Regions from separate parts of the Homo sapiens genome. Here regions 2, 3 and 4 are each linked to region 1. A link is a loop called in an ENCODE intact Hi-C map of the cell type or tissue named here. Cell type or tissue: HepG2. All regions are shown on one strand. Region 1 holds the start of LOC107986749 (a long non-coding RNA gene). Region 2 has its middle 110 kb from the start of MIR4468. Region 3 has its middle 140 kb from the start of TRIM24. Region 4 has its middle 72 kb from the start of TRIM24.

Region 1 (5,000 bases):
GTTGTGAGACCGAGAACTCAGGGTGATACCTCAAACGAGAGACTGCTACATTGCGGTGCGTTGGTGAGACTGTAACATAATGTTAATAAACTGGGGAGAACTTAGGAAGCCGTTTGTTCAAACTCTTCTCTTTGTCCTTGTATCTTCAGAAATGAGGATGTTGCTATCTTCTGGGTATAGGGAGGGCACCTCTCACATGAGGGTCATAAGACCTACTTGAGGGGATGGTCAGGAAATCCTTCCTAGGTTTTATGATCTGTTTCAGGGGAGTAGAGCATTGTGGGGGAGGTAGTGAGCGTGACCTTCCTGCTTCTGCTGTCTTCTCAAATGCCAAGTTTTCACATTTTGGGGTAGCATGTCCTGAATTCCTTCAACATGAAACCCAGAGTTAGAAAAAGAAAAGATTGAGCAACTTAATTAGATAAAAGCAAAATATTAAGCAATGACAAAAGATATCATTAAAAATGTTGTTAAAAGGGAAAAAAAAAGAGGAAAAAAAAGAAAACAAACAAAATGTTGTTAAAAAGCCACAGTTTGGCTGGGTGCAGTGGCTTGCACCTGTAATCCCAGCGCTTTGAGAAGCCAAGCAGGAGGATCTCTTCAGTCCAGGAGCTCAAGACCAGCCTGGGCAACACAGTGAGACACCTGTCTCTACAACCCCCCCATCCCACTTCCCAATGCACACAAACAACAATTTGGCAGAAAATATTTGCAATGTGTAAGAAAAAATCAGAAAATACTTACACTTGAGCTAATTAATTGATGACAGAGATGATGGTTCTTAATCATTGAGAACCTCATTGAGGGTTTGTCATCTATCTCAGTATCATAATTTTTCTCACACATAATGACATAATTTGAACATGTTTTCATATTATTAAGTATGTTTCTAGAACCATAATTCTTAATAGTCCCACAGAAATTCACTATGCTGAGTGTGGTGTTGAATGCTGGGGTCACCACAGTGGAGCAGCCCTGGAGGAGAATGAGCAGGGTGCTTTCATCAGTGACCCTCCTCTATCCTTTCCAGTCAGTGACACAGGCTCTTGTCAATCAACGGTGGACAATCATTTATAAAGTGTCCCAAATGATTAACTTGCATGGGTTACCTGTGTCTGCTGTTCCAGAACTGATTCAATTTCTTCAAATCCTTTTCTCCTCCTCCTCCTCCTTCTCTGCTTCCTCCTCCTCCTTCTCCTCTTCCTCCTCCTCCTCCTCTTCTTTCCCTTTTTTAAGCTAAAGATGGAAAAGAGAGGCAGGAGGAAAACATGTGGTAGTACGAAACCAGTAAATGTGTGAAAACTCCATGACTAATATTCTCAAATTATAAGCAGCTTTCTCAATGAATATATATCTATCAGTATCTATATCTATATATAGATAAAGATATAAAATTCCTCGTATTAATAGATATTTTTATAAAATAACCAGAAACTGGGTTTGACTGGAAGTTAAATGTAATACTTCCTTTCTGATACCCTTAAATAATACTTTAATTCACAGGGAATATCAAATGAAAACTGTTTTAATAGTAGTTTCTTATTTATAGATTTTGAAAAAGTTTTTTTCCTGTTAGAGCAAGCATATTGCAATTTATTTAACAATTAAATGAATTAAAATATTTTGTTTGAGAAGTTCATGATTTCAAATGATTCTAATAAAATGCTAAATGTTTTACATTTGTAACATAAGTGAAAAGCAATGAAATTGCTATAGGAAAATTAAAACACATTCTAAAATACAATGTTTCAATGTTTTCATAAGTTTATGACCTAGTAATAAGTTCTGATTAAGAAGTAGAAAGCCCTTAAATGTGGAAAGAGGAAAAAAAATCCATTCAAAGCCTCACAGTTTTTAATATTCATTGTATGTTTTCAGTCATTTTTCCAAGCAGAAGTTCTTCCCTTTCATCCTTCATTATTATTATGTTACATATACAATGTGAATTTTTCATTTTTCATGTGACATAATATAATGGGTTTTTAACAGAATTGTCATTCTATGAGAAGGATCTTTCATCTAAAGAATGCACATTTATGATATAGTCCCTGTAACAGCAAGCAAAAACACCAGGCTTAAATAGATGTGTTTATAAATGAGTCCCGCTTCAAGTCCAAAGCCTTTTTGGAATTTAGGGAAGTTTGGATAACATTACTCATTTTAGCTTTCTTCCCAGTAGCAAAGAAAATGGCTTTTGGCAGCTGGGTGTGTGATATAATGCCAATCACCAGGGGCAATGCCTGATGATTAACTTAGAAAATCTTATTACTTTTGACTGATAAAAATGGAAATGGCTAGTTTCCAATTTATAAATATTTGGTTTATTATTGCATGGCAGACACAAAACAAATTTTGTGAGAAGGTACTATTTATGTCAACTACATCCTCCCAATAGGTTGGTGAACAGATGTCTTCTGTCTATAGATCAGTGATATTTCTAGCAGACATCCCTTAGAGTACAGGCAAATCTCAGGGTCATTGTACCTACAACCAATTCAAGCACTGAGCTGGGCACTCATATTTGTTCTTAACCTTGGTCAGGAGAGGACTCACTCACTCCATCATTCATTTCCCTTCAGTGAAGTCTAGCCTCCCTAGAGAAAGCCTGCTGTGAAAGGTGTGGCCCTCTCAAGTATCAGTTTGCAGATGACTTTATGTTGACACAATAAATAATGCACAGAAAATAAAATGAATGCTACTGACCTGAAGTATTTATCTATCTCTGGCACCTGAATTCCCTGCCCAGAAGTAGGAACCCTGACTGTATGAAGAATGAACAGCACACAGCACCACCATTTCAAAGCAAAACCCCCAGCGTGCACAGAACACTGCTTTGGATAAAAGATGGCAGCTGCAGAGCTGGAAGGGTAGCTGGTTGCCATGGTAACCGAGGCTCTGATTCAGCCACCATATGCCACCTGGTGTTCTCAGCCTGAAAAAGCAGGTCTGGGTGTCCTAGATTGGCGATAGAGCTATGGCCATAGCTCTTTCGAATCAGTACTGGGTTTGAATGTGCAGAAATGTTTGCATTGTTTTATTCATCTATAGAAGATTTTGGGGCTGACACCCTCATTACTTAAGGTAGAGGTTCATCTGGGGAAAGGAAAGAGAAATACTTTTAAAACAATCATTCTAATTCTTCCATGGAAACACTGCTATATGGATATTCATTTTCAAAGATCCATCTTTTGTTCTCTTTTGTTCTCTTTTTGTTCTCTTTTCAGGGCAAATTTGTTATCCAAATCTGATAGGATTTCCAAATCCTATATGATATCCAAATCATATAATATTGCAACAGCAACTAACTCAAAATGCTGGGCACGATGATTGCAGAACATGATATATCAATTATCAGCCATCTCTGATCTTTAGAACATTTTGTCTTCTTCTAAAAGTGCTGTATGGCAAATAACAGTGGTATGACCTTATGTTAACGTTGAATTGTGTCCAATTTTTTGCTTATATATAAATAATATGTAAATTTATATATATTTAAATATGTATATATGACATTCTATAAAATTGCTAAATGGAAAGAAATCTGTTATAAATTTGTAATAATAAGGTAGAGATTGAACACCCATTTGAGACTCCTTGAGAGTATTCCACAGTGAATGGGTAGTTGTTACACAGTAGTGACTAAATATACAATATGCTATGTTACGATAATATAAGAATTTTGGCCTTTATTGTATGTTTTGTGAACTTCATGTTTGATTTTTATATTTATGATAAAAATATCAACTAGTGTTGGATATTGCTGGTGATTCAACTTTGAGATAAACATTTCAGGTTATCCTTTTCTCCAATTTCTACAGCTATTAAAAAGCTGATTACTGATTTTTTTTTTTTTTTTTTTTGAGACGGAGCCGCACTCTGTTGCCAGGCTGGAGTGCAGTGGTATGATCTCAGCTCACTGCAACCTCCACCTCCCGGGTTGAAGCGATTCTCCTGCTTCAGCCTCCCAAGTAGCTGGGACTACAGGCGTGCGCCACCACACCCAACTAATTTTTGTATTTTTAGTAGAGACAGGGTTTCACCATGTTGGCCAGGATGGTCTCGATCTCTCACCTGGTGTTCCGCCCATCTCAGCCTCCCAAAGTGCTGGGATTACAGGCGTGAACCACCGCGCCCGGCCTGATTACTGATTTTATATTAATAATCTGAGCTTGCAAAATTGTTATTTTGATGTCATTTTTACCACTGCTGGGGAAACAATTATCAACGTAGTAAATAAAATGGTTTTAAATATAAGAATAAAATAGCTTTTACTCTTTACAACTGTTCCTGAATATTGTCAGAATTTTTTAGTACTGTGCAATTAAAAAAAGAAAAAAAGAAAAAATTCGCCAGGCATGGTGGCATGCACTTGTAGTCCCAGCTACTTGGGGCCCAAAGTGAGAGGGTTACTTGAGCCCAGGAAGTCAAGGCTGCAGTAAGCTGAGATCGTGCCACTGCACTCCAGCCTGGGTGACAGAACAAGACTGTCTCTAAAAAATAAAAGGTTAGAAAAAAAAAAAAAAAAAGGCGAGGTGTGGTGACTCACACCCATAATCCCAGCACTTTGAGAGGCCAACGTGGGCTGATCACCTGAGGTCAGAAGTTTGAGACCAGCCTGGCCAACATGGTGAAACCCCATCGCTACTAATAATACAAAACTTAGCTGGGTGTGGTGGTGGGTGCCTGTAATCCCAGCTACTCGGGAGTCTGAGGCAGGAGACTCGCTTGAACCTGAGAGGCGGAGGTTGCAGTGAGCCGAGATCACACCATCGCACTCCAGCCTGGGTGACAAGAGCAAAACTCCATCTCAAAAAAATAAAATAAATAAATATAAATAAATAAATAAATAAATTTGCTCTAGAGATTGCTATAACATTCAGTATCATTTTTAATTTTGGTGTTCTTCAAAACAGCCTCATTCTAATTAACTGACTTTATGATAAGTTGTAAATATATAAATTTGAATTTAAAATATGCATTATGTCAATTGAGAATAGGTT
Region 2 (5,000 bases), 76 kb before region 1:
CTTTGAAGTTTTAAATAATTATTTTTGCAATGAAGTTTGTAATCCTCCTGGTATTTTCTCCTCCCCATCACATGAAATAGAAATAGATTTCTTATTGTTATGGTTCTCATACGGTAATCCAGTTGACTCAGCACCATTTATTGACTTGTCCATTATTTTTCTAGTGGTTTGTGTTGACATCTCTCTAGCACATTAAAGTCTCATATGTGGTTGGGTGTGTTTATTGGTTCCTATATTGTCCTGTCTTCATTTATATGGTTCCATCATAACTTTGGATATTATCTTTTTTTATTATTTAGTAATGAAATTTTATTTTTATATAAATTTTTCAAACCATTGATGAGTTTAAAGATGTCTTTTATTCCTACTTGGCTGAGAACATTTATCGTAAGTGAATATTGAGTTTTACTGAGTGCTTTTATCTCAGTCTATTGAGAAGATTACATTGATTTTCTCTTTCTAAAATCAGTTAATGAAACTGCCTTTGCAAAAATGATGACAGTGAGAGAAGTCTAGCGTGGCTGACTCCATCTTCCTTCTGGCCGCACAGGCTGGCTGTCATTGCTCATTCCTTGATATGGACCAAGGTAACCATGTGAGGAATTTAATTTATGTTTTAACTTTTTTTTTTCTTTTTTTTTTTTTTTTTTGGAGACAGGGTCTTGTCCTGTCACCCAGGCTGGAGTGCAGTGGTGCAATCTCAGCTCACTGAAACCTCTGCCTCCTGGGTTCAAGCAATTCTATTGTCTCACTTTACCGAATAGTAGGGACTACAGGCGCACACCACCACACCTGGCTAATTTTTTGTATCTTTAGTAGAGACAGGGTTTCGCCATGTTGGCCAGGCTGGTCTTGAACTCCTGACCTCAAGTGATCTGCCTGCCTCGGCCTCCCAAAGTGCTGGAATTACAGGCATGAGCCACCATGCCCTGCCCATGGTTTAACTTGAAAGCAAGGATGGTAATAGTCCCTCCCTAAAACTAAGTCCCTCCTTGCTCAAGAATGGAAACCTGACTTTGTAAGACTAATGAAAGGCCACAACATTAGGATTATGGGAGAGGTCTGAACTCTGCTAAAATTTAAGAGTAGCTTCTATAACTAATCGGGAGTCATGTGGCCAGAGGTCACAAGATTTGTGGCTTTCTCAATTGCTCCTGTAATAACATCACTATTGTGAAACTTAAGATTGATCTTTTGAGATTTTTTTTAGACTTGCATTCTAGCAACTGACATACCACACCCAGACTCCTGACTCCTGACTCAGCTCGTTCTGTGGCCCCACCCAGAGGCTGGTTTAGCATGGGAGGATAGTTTCCATACTCATGATTTCATCTCCAACCAATCAGCAGCAACCATTCCCTAGAGCCCCTGCCTACCAATTGCCCATAAAACCCCTAGCCTCCAGGATCTCAGAGATTTAATTAATATCTCCATCTCCCACAAGGCCCATCTCAAGTCAATTAAGCTCTTTCTTTAATGTAATGCCACAGTCTCAGTGAATTGATTTTGATTGCTAAGCAAGCAGGGAGGACCTATTGGGCAACTACATTAACATGGTAATTATGTTGAAAGTTTTATGTTGACTATCCTTGCATCCATGAGAGAACCTTTACTTGACTATGATATATTCTGTATGCACTCACACACACATTTGTACTACACATACAGTCAATTCTCATTATTCACAGCAGTTATGCTGCTTTGAATACTGAATCAGCAAATACTGAACTATTGCTCCCAGAGGAAATACACAGTTAGGTTCCTGAAAGCCTCTGTTCACAACATCTTAGTCAACCAATTAATATATAACCTTGTTTTATTTGGGTTTTCTGTCTAAAGACACCTTATTTTGACCAGGCATGGTGGCTGAAGCCTGTAAGCACTTTGGGAGGCCAAGGTGGGCAGACCGTTTGAGGTCAGGAGTTTGAGACCAGCCTTGCCAACATAGTAAAATCCTGTCTCTACTGAAAATACAAAAATTAGCAGGACGTGTTGGTGCACACCTGTAGTCCCAGCTACTCGCGAGGCAGAGGCACGAGATTCGCTTGAACCTGAGAGGCGGAGGTAGCAGTGAGCTGAGATCGCGCCACTGCGCTCTAGCCTGGGCAACAGAGTGAGACTCCATCTCAAAAAATAAATAAATAAATAAAGCCACCTTATTTTATATAGTTGATTCATTAGCATGCAGCTCATGGCCAGTACCACTATATAACACATGCCTGTACAAAGCTGACCTAATGCACATATTTTCTCTATAGGTCACATTACAGCCTTTTTGTGCTTAGGAGCAGTACACAGTACTTCAGTCCTACACTTGGGGACCATTTCAAACAGTAAATTACCAACAATAAGCACAAAATTGTGAAAAATATGGCACTAAATAGGCTGCAAAAAGGACACCTTTTACTGAATAGGTGCTGGAACAAGAAAGGAGAGTGCCACCATTTTTGACTTCAGCTAGGAATGTGTGAGTTGGGTAACTCAAAGTTTTCGCAACTCTGTGTGTGTCTGTAAATAACTGTGAAAGTGCTGTGAGTATTGATATTGGCGTTACAAAAACATTTAGCAAGTAGGCAAACTCACAGATACAGAATCTGCCGATAATGAGGATCGACTGTACTATAGAATTTGATTTGTTATTTCTAAAATGTAGCATTTTGGATGTATGTTCGTAAGTAAGGTTATATTGTTTTTGTTCTATTTGACATCAAGGTAAATTGAATTTGGTGGCTTTTCCTCCTTTTATTCTCTGAAATATTTTATGTGAAATAGGGATTATGCATTTGCTGGAGGCTTGATAAAACCTATATTTTAACATCTTGAAAAAGTGTCCTTTGGAGCAAGAAAGGGAATTATTGACTATCTTTTAAATTTCTTTAGTGTTTATTAGTTCAGTCAGATTTTGAAAAAAATCAAATTTGGTAAGGTGTACTTTTTAAAAAGATATGTGGTAGCTAAGCTATAAGGATGCAAAGGCATAAGAATGATACAATGGACTTTGGGGACTTGAGGGGAAGAGTGAGAGGGGGGCGAGGAATAAAATACTACAAATATGGTGCAGTGTATACTGCTCAGGTGATGGGTGCACCAAAACCTCACAAATCACCACTAAAAAATTTACTCATGTAACCAAATACTATCTGTGCCCCAATAACTGATGGAAAAAATATTGTCCATTTTATCTAAGGTTTAAAATTTACTTGATAAATTTTTCTTTTAAAGAACTGTGTTCCCATATTATGTTTATTACTGCAACCTCCTCCTCCCAGGTTCAAGTGAGTCTCCTGCCTCAGCCTCCCAAATAGCTGGGATTACATGTGCCCACCACCATGCCCGACTAATTTTGTTTGTTTGTATGTTTTTGTTTTTGAGATGGAGTCTCCCTCTGTCACCAGGCTGGAGTACAGTGGTATGATCTCGGCTCACTGCAACCTCTACCTCCCGGGTTCAATCGATTCTCCTGCCTCAGCCTCCTGAGTAGCTGAGATTACAGGCACCTGCCACCATGCCCGGCTAATTTTTGTATTTTTAGTAGACACGGGGTTTCTCCATGTTGGTCAGGCTGGTCTTGAACTCCTGACCTCAGGTGATCTGCCTGCCTCAGCCTCCCAAAGTGCTGGGATTACAGGCGTGAGCCACCACGCCTGGCCAAAAGTAATTACTTTTAATGGCAAAAACCACAATAACTTTTGCACCTACCTAATATAACCCAAGGAATAAAGTAAAAATCTATGAGTTCCTGCTGATACAAACAAACAAACAAAGAAATAAATAAATGGGGGAAAAGGGAAAGGTCTTTCTCACCTAAAAATATCAACGAATACATGTAGAACACATGACTCAATTAAAAAATCAACATTTGGCAACCACCACAGAATAACTGTTGTAGGGAACAATCATTAATGGATACTATATCCAATGAGTGAAAATTCGATGACAAATAGGATATTTACAGTCTCAAAGTATCTCTTTATAAGATACTTATTAATTTCAAGGGAAAGATAGTAACTCTACAGTGGAGAAACTTGGCAAACACCCACTTAACCAAGTGATCCAGCTAAATTCATCAGAAATAGCATAAATCACTCACACCTGTAATCCCAGCACTTTGGGAGGCTGAGGCGGGTGGATCACAAGGTCAGGAGATCGAGACTATCCTGGCTAACATGGTGAAACCCCGTCTCTACTAAAAATACAAAAAATTAGCTGGGCGTGGTGGCGGGCGCCTGTAGTCCCAGCTACTCGGGAGCTTGAGGCAGGAGAATGGCATGAACCCGGGAGGCGGAGCTTGCAGTGAGCTGAGATCACGCCACTGCACTCCAGCCTGGGCAACAGAGTGAGACTCCATCTCAAAAAAAAAAAAAAAAAAAAAAGAAATAGCATAAATCAATATTTATTCATCAATGTCATGACACATCTCCAATTTCCACTCAGATGGTGGTCACCATCACACAATATTTTCCAGTGAGCCATGCCCATAAATCGATAGATTCCTGGTTTGTTTACCATAAGCAATCACAAATAACCAGGTTTCTCCTATTAAAAGCATTCCATAGAAAAAGACTCGACTCCCCTGTTAGCAAATACCATTAGCTACGAGGCATGTCATTAGCACTTTCAACAGGAGATTAGGCCTGGTCTGCCTATTTTTGCGGTAATCCACTCTTCTTCCATTAATAGAAGACACTGCAGACTTACTGCTTAACCCTTTCCTTCTCATAGACATCACAAATATATTTGCATATTCTCTACTCATAACTTTTCCCCTGGTCTTTCATTGAATAGAAATCCTTGACCTGGCTATAATTCCATTCATTAATAGTTTGCTTTATGGGTTATACTTTTGAATTGTGTTTATGAAATTATTTCTCACCTCAGGTCAATTATATTCTTATTTACATTCTTCTATCAACTTTATTGGGTAATGTGTTCTTTTTTTGAGACAGATTCTCACTCTATTGCCCAGGTTGGAGTGCAGTGGCATGATCTGGGCTCACTGC
Region 3 (5,000 bases), 150 kb before region 1:
AATAGGGAATCCTTTCCCCATTTCTTGTTTTTCTCAGGTTTGTCAAAGATCAGATAGTTGTAGAATTTTTGGCTTTTGTTGCAATTGCTTTTGGCATTTTCATCATGAAGCCTTTGTCTATGCCTATGTCCTGAATGGTATTGCCTAGGTTTTCTTCTAGGGTTTCTATAGTTTTGGGTTTTACATTTAACTCTTTAATCCATCTTGAGTTAATCTTTGTATAATGTGTAAGGAAGGGGTCCAGTTTTAGTTTCCTGCATATGGCTAGCCAGTTTTCCCAGCACCATTTATTAAATGGGGAATCCTTTCCCCATTGCTTGTTTTTGTCCGGTTTGTTGAAGATCAGATGGTTGTAGGTCTGTGGTCTTATTTCTGAGGTCTCTATTTTGTTCATTGGTCTATATGTCTGTTTTGGTACCAGTACCATGCTGTTTTGGTTACTGTAGCCTCATAGTATAGTTTGAAGTCAGATAGCATGATGTCTCCAGCTTTGTTCTTTTTGCTTAGGATTGTCTTAGCTATATGGGCTCTTTTTTTGGTTCCATATGAAATTTAAAGTGTTTTTTTCTAATTCTGTGAAGAATGTCAATGGTAGTTTAATGAGAATAGCATTGAATCTCTAAATTACTTTGGGCAGTATGACCATTTTCAAGGTATTGATTCTTCCTATCCACAAGGCTGGAATGTTTTTCCATCTGTGTCCTCTCTTATTTCCTTGAGCAGTGGTTTGTAGTTCTCCTTGGAGAGGTCCTTCACGTCCCTTATTATCTGTATTCCTAGGTATCTTATTCTCTTTGTAGCAAATTGTGAATGGGAGTTCATTGATGATTTGGCTCTCTGCTTGTCTACTGTTAGTGTATACGAATGCTTGTGATTTTTGCACATTGATTTTGTATCCTGAGACTTTGCTGAAGTTGCTTATTAGCTTAAGGAGTTTTTGGGATGAGATGATGGGGTTTTCTAAATATAGAATTATGTCATCTGCAAAAAGAGGCAATTTGACTTCCTCTCTTCCTACTTGAATGCGCTTTATTTCTTTCTCTTGTCTGATTGCTCTGGCCAGAACTTCCAAAACTATGTTGAATAGGAGTGGTGAGAGAGGGTTTTTTCCCAATAAATCCCATTATTCTCACCCTTAAAATCATCTGCGAGGCTAATTTTTCATGGCCGTGTGGTAAGGACCTGGCTCTTAGCTGAACTAAGGAAAAAGTCCCACAACACTGGGTTGTGACATTACCCCGTCTAAATGACATGCATTTAAGACTACTGATTCAAAGACTATAGAAAAGGACTCAATACTGCATTCTATATTGTGCAAAAATTTGCCCTAGTGTTTGCAGCTCTGCATCTCATGTTCAATTAAATCCATGATTGATATACATAGTTAGCCAACCAAGAAGTTAACACAAAATCCAACGAAGAAGTTAACACCAAATGTGTCTTATTAGTGTGTGCTGACTTAATACCATGAAGACTTAGAATTAAATACAGAGAGAAGCAAGTAAGTCAAACCAATACAATTAATATTTTGGCATCAAATTTAGAAATAACCTATGCATGTTTATTTGGCATTTTAGAAGGTAACTGGACATATCAGCTGTCCACGTTAAATAACAAAATTCAGAAAATATGATTAATTGTAGAGTTTATTCAAGCACAAACCTTGTGGGATAGCTGCCCTGGAAGTACAGATTCCAAAGAATGGAAGTATGTGTTCAGAAGCATAGATGTCTAGGGTTGTTTATATAGACAAGGGAAGTTTAACGGAATTTCAACATCTTTCTATATAAGGCTTAATGCATAGTTACAATGATCTCATTGGTTGAGGTGATATTTTTCTTTCAGGAAAAGTATATTTAACGTTCCATACTGAAGATGTAATAGTCATGGGGTCTTTTGCGCCATCTGGTCTGAGTTAACAAAACTCAGAACAGAAAAGGAGGAGGTTAATCTATAACAAAGGTCAGTGATTAGGAGAATAGGTCTGGTCTCTTGTCTCTCCTAGTCATTTACAGAACAAGGAGAGAGAGAGTTAATATATAATCTGAGAAACAGAAGTTGCAACTACATGCTACCCAACTCAGATCACAGTCCCATCTCTTTCAAGACTTAAAGCATTTTGAGTTCCAACAACTTTAATGCTTTCTTTATTTCCACACAGCCTTGGGATTATAATTTAAAATGTGTAACTGAGGCCAGGCAGGGTGGCTCATCTCTGTAATCCTAGCACTTTGGGAGGCTGAGGTGGGAGGAATCCTTGAGCCCAGGAGTTCAAGACCAGCTTGGGAAACATAGTGAACCCAGGAGTTTCGAGACCTGCCTGTCTCTATTTTTTTTAAGTGTAATTGAGTAACTTCTGCTCATTATATTGAATGTAATTTAAGATTCACATTCCACACATGTAAAAATTTAACACATTAGATTTATAAATTATAGAAGTGCTTGGGAAAATTGGTTTTTATTAGACAATTGAAATGCTTAAAAAAGAAATTGTAGTATATTGACTTATGGTGATAGTTAAGATTATTACAATATTAATTGCATAAAAAAATCCTTAAGTAATTGTTAAGTTTTTGAATTTATGAATAGCATAAGATTTACAAATTTAATTTATATCTAAGAAAGAACAAAGTTTTCAAATTTTTAACCTTGCTAAAATAAATACTGAATTGTAAAACAAAAGTGACCCCTGAAATAATCTTTTTTTGCATAAAAGTTACCTTCAAGGGCACCAAAAGCTCACATTGACTTTTTATTGAAGATATTATCTTATCTTCTTATAAATCTTCTTGTCAGTTTCTCTAACATGTTGTCAGAAGATTAAGATCCTTTTATTTTATTCCTTTATCTAGAAGCCTGATCTTTAGTTTCCATCAAAAATGTCAATTTCTGGCTGGGTGCAGTGGCTGACACCTGTGATCCCAGCACTTTGGGAGGCCAAGGTGGGCAGATCACTTGAGATCAGGAGTTCGAGACCAGCCTGACCAACGTGGTGATACCCCGTCTCTACTAAAACATACAAAAATTAGCTGGGTGTGGTGGAGCATGCTTGTAGTTCCAGCTACTGGGGAGGCTGAGGCAGGAGAATTGCTTGAACCCGGGAAGCAGAGATTGTAGTGAGCCTGGATCATGCCTCTGCACTCTAGCCTGGATGACAGAGCGAGATTCGGTCTCAAAGAAAAAAAATTTCAATTTCTAGGAGCTTCCAGATAGCTGCACACCTGGAGGTTCTTGGAGGGTGGTGCACCTGGAGATGGCATGGAAGCTTGGAACCTCTTCCCCTCTACTCTGCTCTGTGCACTTCTCCATCTGTTTCCATGTCAATATCCTTTAAAATAAACTTGCAAATGTAAATAAATATTTCCTTGAGTTCTGTGAGCCATTCCAGAAAACTAATGGAGCCCCAGGAGGGGAGCATGGGAATCCCAGTTTATAGCCAGTGAGTGAGAAGCACAGGCCACTATCTGTGCTTGCAACTGGCATTGGAAGTAGGAGGGCGGTCTTGTGGGACTGAGCCCTCACTCCATCTCCAGGTAGAGAGTGTCAGAATTGGACTGAATTGAAGGGCACCCAGCTGGTGTCTACTGCAGAAATGATTGCTTGCTGGTGTGGGGAAAAACCCACATATTTGGTTATAGAAGTCTTCTGTGCTGGTTGTTGGGGTGCAAGAATGGTGAAAAAAACAATGCGTGTTTTTTTAGTTTTTGAGACGATCTCATTCTGTTGCTCAGGCTGGACTGCAGTGCCATGATCACAGCACAGTGCAGCCTCTGGGGCTCAAGTGATCCTCCTGCCTCAGCCTCCCGAGTAGCTGGGACTACAGGCATGTGCCACCATGTCTGGCTAATTGTCTTTAATTTTTAATAAAGAAGTGGTCTTGCTATGTTGTCCAGGCTGGTCTCGGAACTTCTAGGCTCAAGCAATCGTCCCACATTGGCCTCCCAAAGCTTTGGGATTATAGGTGTGAGCCACCATCCCTGGCCTTAGCTTGTTTTTTTTTTTTTTTTGTTTTTCTACTCAGAATTGGTATCAGTAAAGCAGCATTTGCTGGAACAGACCTGGCTCGTGGAAACTTGTGGTTTGGAAAGATAAAGGATAAAAGCGTGGGGGGAGAGGAATATTTGATCTCTGGGTGGTGCCCTAGTCACCCATAGTATGAAACTGCAGCTGCACTGGGTTCAGTAACTAAAGGTCAAATTTACCAGTGGAATTTAGAGATTATGGTAGACCTAACTCCTCAGGAGTTGGCCCATTGGATATGTATGGAAATGCAAAATAATCAGAAGAATGATGAACACACAATCCCTTGGTTGTTATCTGTACTAGCTAAAATGAAAGTAAAAGAAAGTATTGGGTTGGGCCTTGAGGCTGGACAAAAGGTCAGAGGTCGTCTGTCTGATCTCAGGCAACTTAGCCTCAAGGCCACTCTCAAAGGGGAAAATTCTGCCAGGGCAACAGAAGTTATCTCTAAGATTTCTGTTCACCAAGAAGGTAGTCAGTGTGGGGAGAGAGCTGGGTGCAGTGGCTCATGCCTGGAATCCCGGCACTTTAGGAGGCTGAAGCAGGAGGATCACTTGAGCCTGGGAGTTTGAGACCAGACTGGGCAATATAATGAAATTGCTTTTGCAAAATTGTGACTGAGACAGTGAAAGAGATCTAACCGAACTGACTCCACCCTGCTTCTAACCTTTAAGCTGTCCTTGTTCCTTCCTGGGCACAGGCTGAACTAACTTTGAGAGGAACTTAGTTTATAGTTTATAGTTTATTTTTATTTTTTAGTTGGAGGCTCACTCTGTTGCCAAGGCTGGAATGCAGTGGTGTGATCTCGGGTCACTGCAACCTCCGCCTCCCAGGTTCAAGCGACTCTCCTGCCTCAGCCTCCTGAGTAGCTGGGATTACAGGCATGCGCCACCACGCCCGGCTAATTTTTGTATTTTTAGTAGAGACGGGGTTTCACCATGTTGGCCAGGGTGGTCTCAAACTCCTGACCTCAGGTGATC
Region 4 (5,000 bases), 230 kb before region 1:
TTTTTTTTTGAAACATAGTCTTGCTTTGTTGCCTAGGCTGGAGTGCAGTGGTGTGATCTCGGCCCACTGCAACCTCCACCTCCCAGGTTCAAGCTATTCTCGTGCCTCAGCCTCCCCAGTAGCTAGCATTACAGGCATGCACCACCACAGCTAGGTAATTTTTGTGTTTTTAGTAGAGACGGTGTTTTGCCATATTGGCCAGGCTGATCTCGAACTCCTGACCTCAAGTGATCCACCCACTTCAGCCTCCCAAAGTGCTGGGAATACAGGCGTGAGCCACTGCGCCTGGCGCTATGCTGCCCAGGCTGGTCTTGAACTCACGGCCTCAATCGATCCTTCTGCCTTTGCCTTTCAAAATGCTGGGGTTATAGACATGAGCCACTGTATCCAGCCTATTTCTACTTTCAGAAAATACTTGTGAATATTATCCCTCATAATAGCCTTAACTAACCTGTAAAATTCCAAGTAAATGATAATATGAGGCTAAATGGATAGGGCCTTCAAGAGACTGAAGGGATGAACATAGATTACAATTGCAGATTCATATAATGAAAGTGACATTTGAGGAACACATTGCCCTAATAATTAGAAAACATTTAAAGAAGCAGATTGGAGGCAAATGCAATGTCTAGAAATATTTTGTGATAATCCCAGGAGAAGGTGAAAGGGGCCTAGAATAAAATGTTATACACAAGAAAGGAAGGCACTGGTGACGCTCCCTGGTGACTGATCTCAATCAATCTAACTTTCTCTTGCCTTTATTTCCTACAGGGTCTTCTATTCTAACCAGCCCAGTATGAGTTATTAGTTCTATTCCATTCATTGACTCATGGATTTTTTTTTTTTTTTTTTTTTTTTGAGACCGAGTCTCACTCTGTCGCCCCAGCTGGAGTGCAGTGGCGCAATCTCAGCTCAGCAAACTCCGGTCCTGGGTCCAAGCGATTCTCCTGCCTCGGCCTCCCGAGTAGCTAGGACTACAGGCGCATATCACTGCGCCCAGCTAATTTTTGTATTTTTAGTGGAGACAGGGTTTCACCATGTTGGCCAGGCTGATCTCAAACTCCTGACCTCAAGTGATCCACCCACCTTGGCCTCCCAAAGTGCTGGGGTTACAGGGAAATGAGCCACTATGCCCGGACTGACTCATTGATATTAAATAATGCTTTTCTGTGCCTGATATGCCTTCCTTGCACTCTTTGTTGAGAAGGAATTCTTGACCAAAGAACAGATTGATTCTTTTTTTTTTTTTTTTGAGACGGGGTTTCACTCTTGTTGCCCAGGCTGGAGTGCAATGGCACAATCTCAGCTCACCACAACCTCCGCCTTCTGGGTTCAAGCGATTCTCCTGCCTCAGCCTCCCGAGTAGCTGGGATTACAGGCATGCACCACCACACCCGGCTGATTTTTTTGTATTTTTATTAGAGATGGGGTTTCTCCATGTTGGTCAGGCTAGTCTCAAACTCCCAGCCTCAGGTGATCCACCCGGCTTGGCCTCCCAAAGTGCTGGGATTATAGGCTTGAGCCACCACGCCCAGCCCAGATTGATGCTACTCCCTTGCCAAGCACTATATTAATTGGTTCATTGGAGAAAATGGTGCAAAAAACATTTAGAATTCATGGAAGTATAAAGTGTCACAAAGATTTTTCAATAGTATTTTTAAACTTAATATTAATCCATTATCCCAAGTTGACTGCACTTTTTCCTCAACCCTCCTTGAGATTGAGGTCTGTTCTTTTTATTCAAAAATTCTAATAGCAAAGTCAATCATTACTACCTTTCCTCCCTGGACCCCCACTCCCGTATAAGGAGAAGCAGATAAATAAAACTACACAGATAAGACACTGAATTCTCAAACTCCCTTTTCTAGCCTAAATGATTGGCAGTGATGCTGAAACTGCCTTTGCAAGATTATGACAGCAAGACATCTGACCCAGTTGACTCCATTTTGCTTCTGACCTCCAAGCTGTCTTTGATCATTTTTGGGTATAGGCCAAGCTAACTTTGGGAGGAATTTAGTTTATAGTTTAACCTTAAAGCAAACATCTTTGCTTTAACAGCTCTTCCCAAAATCAAACTGCCTTTGTAAAACTAATGAAAGGCCACAAGATTAGGATTATGAGAGGGGCCTGAATTCTGATAAGATAGGCATAGTTTCTATAATCTTTTACTAGCTCAGGAGTCATAGGGCTGGAGGTCACAAGATTTGTGACTTGCCCAATTGCTCCTGTAGATAACATCAGGATTGGATAACCTAAGATTGGTCTTTTGAAATGTTATTCAGACTTTTGCATTCTGGCCACTGACTAACCCCACCTAGACCCATGACTCATGATGGACTCAGCTCACAAGGACTTCTTCCACACCTGCATAATTTCTTTTTTTTTTTTTTGAGATGGAGTCTAGCTCAGTTGCCCAGGCTGGAGTGCAGTGGCTCGATCTCGGCTCACTGCAACCTCCGCCTCCTGGGTTCAAGCGATTCTCCTGCCTCAGCCTCCTGAGTAGCTGGGATTACAGGCAACCATTGCCATGCCCAGCTAATTTTTGTATTTTTAGTAGAGACAGGGTTTCACCATGTTGGCCAGGCTGGTCTTGAACTCCTGACCTCATGATCCGCCTGCCTCGGCCTCTCAAAGTGCTGGATTACAAGCGTGAGCCACTGCGCCCGGCCTCACACCTATATAATTTCATCTCCAACCTATCAGCAGCACCCATTCCCTAGCTCTCTGCCTGCCAAATTATCCATAAAAACCCTAGCCTCTGAGTTCTCCAGGAGGCTGATTTGAGTAATAATAAAACTCCCATCCTACGGTTTGGCTGACCTTGCATTAATTACATTCTTTCTTTACTGCAATACTGCAGTTGTATCAGTGAATTGATTTTGTCTGTGCAGCAGGCAGGAAGAACCCATCAGACAATGATAGGTATCCTGTGGTAGTTACTACTGCCATTCAGTATATGTTTTGTTAACCCCTTTTGAGCATATAAAATTGTGCTTGCTGGCCCCTTGTGATTGTGTGGGGTCTAGCTACTAGTTCTGACAAATGAGTTGTGAGCAGAAGTGACCCATAATTGCTAATGTGAGAACCTCAATGGCTTTGTTTCATTTTTGCACAGTGATTGGCATTATTCCAGGTAATGACTGCTCTATCATTGTGGGTTCTGAGTGACACAGCAGAGCCCCATAAACTCTCAGTAGAAGTGTAACATCAGTGGCTGGGTGTGGTGGCTCATGCCTATAATCCCAGCACTTTGGGAGGCTGAGGCAGTCAGATCCCCTGAGGTCAGGAGTTCGAGACCAACTTGGCCAACATGGTGAAACCCCGTTTCTACTGAAAATACAAAAATTAGCTGGGCGTGGTGGTACACATCTGTAGTCCCAGCTACTTGGGAGTCTGAGGCAGGAGAATTGCGTGAACCCAGAAGGCGGAGGTTGCAGCAAACCCAGATCCTGCCAGAGTGAGACTCTGTCTCAAAAAAAGTAAATAAAATTGGAAAAAAAAAAAAAGACGTGTAACATTAATGAGGAATAAATTTATGTTGTGTTAAGCTCACTACGATTCTGTAGTGGGTGGTGAAGTCTTCTTTCTCATCGATTTGTGGATTTGATGTCTGCTTGTGCAATAGCTAGGTTGGTATTTTTCTGGTGTATGTTAGTATATTAAAACTGGTTTTGTAATCCCAGCACTTTGGAAGCCTGAGGTGGGTGGATCACGAAGTCAGGAGATTGAGACCATCCTGGCTAACACGATGAAACCCCGTCTCTACTAAAAATACAAAAAAAAAAAAAAATTAGCTGGGCGTGGTGGTGGGTGCCTGTAGTCCCAGCTCCTCGGGAGGCTGAGGCAGGAGAATGGCATGAACCCGGGAGGCGGAGGTTGCAGTGAGCCGAGATCGTGCCACTATACTGCAGCCTGGGTGACAGAGCGAGACTCTATCTCAAAAAAAAAAAAACAAAAAAAGAAACAAAAAAAAAACTGGTTTTGTTACATCCCATTCACATTCTGCTTGTTCAACACCTATGCACTGCTGCTTATTAAAATATGTTGAATATCATCCCTCTGGCTGGTCAAAAATACCAGAAAGTATGCAGTGCAATATTGTAAGAAATATTTTAAATATGAAGAATATTTCTTTATTCATTTGAAAAAATTTAGCTCATGGATTACATCATTGGTGTGAAATCCCAAAAGAAGGTACATTATCTCACATCACCACAGTTAAAGTGCTTTAGATAGAACCTGAGCTGCGAGTATGTAAACTTTATCCTAGGACTCTATAATATGAAGGATAGTTAAGGCTGTTTTGTTATTTTATTTTTATAATTACTTTTTCTTTTTTTTCTCTGTAAAAATAAATGACAGAAACATACTTTTTTTTTTTTAAAGGAGCATTTGAGCCTTTTGATGTGAGAATTGCATTCTAAGTTTTTCCCTGTCCCTTTATTAAACAGTACTGGGAGCAGGCATATTTTCTTTTCCCCAAGTTAAACAATTCTGGGACCAAACATACTTCCTGTCCCAGAGCTAAATAATTCTAAGGTGAAGCGTACACCCTTCTCTCTGCTAAACAATATTGAGACCAATATTGAGGCCAAGCATGGTGGCTCACGCCTGTAATCCCAGCACTTTGGGAGGTTGAGGCAAGCAGGTCACTTGAGGTCAGGAGTTCGAGACCAGCCTGGCCAACATGGTGAAACTGAAAACACAAAATTAGCTGGGCGTGGTAGCAGGCGCCTATAATCCCAGCTACTTTGGAGGCTGAGGCAGGAGAATCGCTTGAACCTGGGAGGTAGAGGTTACAGTGAGCCAAGATCACACCACTGCACTCTGGGCTGGGCAACAGAGCAAAACTCTGTCTCAAAATGAATGAATAAATAAATAAATAAGTAATTGGGAACAGTAGGCCAGGGGCTGTGGCTCATACCTGAAATCCCAGGAGGATCACTTGAGCCCAGGAGTTTGAGACCAGCCTCAGCAACATAGTGAGACCTCATTTCTTT

Evidence for each region. Hi-C counts contacts between places; a loop is a spot of excess contacts. Peaks named below come from ENCODE experiments on the same cell type or tissue, not always from the same donor. Only the 100,000 strongest peaks of a DNase experiment are listed, where the experiment ranks them.
Region 2: it touches region 1 in a loop (2.3-fold over the local background); 2 of 110 quality-filtered maps call a loop at or near these places.
Region 3: it touches region 1 in a loop (3-fold over the local background); 2 of 110 quality-filtered maps call a loop at or near these places.
Region 4: it touches region 1 in a loop (3-fold over the local background); 3 of 110 quality-filtered maps call a loop at or near these places.

What each region holds. Positions count from the first base shown.
Region 1 is chr7:138,159,612-138,164,611 of GRCh38, reverse strand. It overlaps LOC107986749 (a long non-coding RNA gene), which reads right to left and starts at 2,839. Exons shown (of 3, transcript XR_001745033.3): 1 at 2,704-2,839; 2 at 1,110-1,236; 3 at 1-368. RefSeq lists an enhancer at 1-797. In HepG2, a CTCF peak has its summit at 2,917; a DNase peak (open chromatin) is centred at 2,901.
Region 2 is chr7:138,235,668-138,240,667 of GRCh38, reverse strand. No RefSeq gene overlaps it. Among named protein-coding and RNA genes, the nearest start is that of MIR4468, 110 kb to the right of the region's middle. In HepG2, no CTCF peak of the experiment used is centred here; DNase peaks (open chromatin) are centred at 2,487 and 4,537.
Region 3 is chr7:138,313,608-138,318,607 of GRCh38, reverse strand. No RefSeq gene overlaps it. Among named protein-coding and RNA genes, the nearest start is that of TRIM24, 140 kb to the left of the region's middle. In HepG2, no CTCF peak of the experiment used is centred here; DNase peaks (open chromatin) are centred at 1,897 and 4,287; H3K4me3 peaks cover 472 bases.
Region 4 is chr7:138,386,108-138,391,107 of GRCh38, reverse strand. No RefSeq gene overlaps it. Among named protein-coding and RNA genes, the nearest start is that of TRIM24, 72 kb to the left of the region's middle. In HepG2, no CTCF peak of the experiment used is centred here; a DNase peak (open chromatin) is centred at 2,117.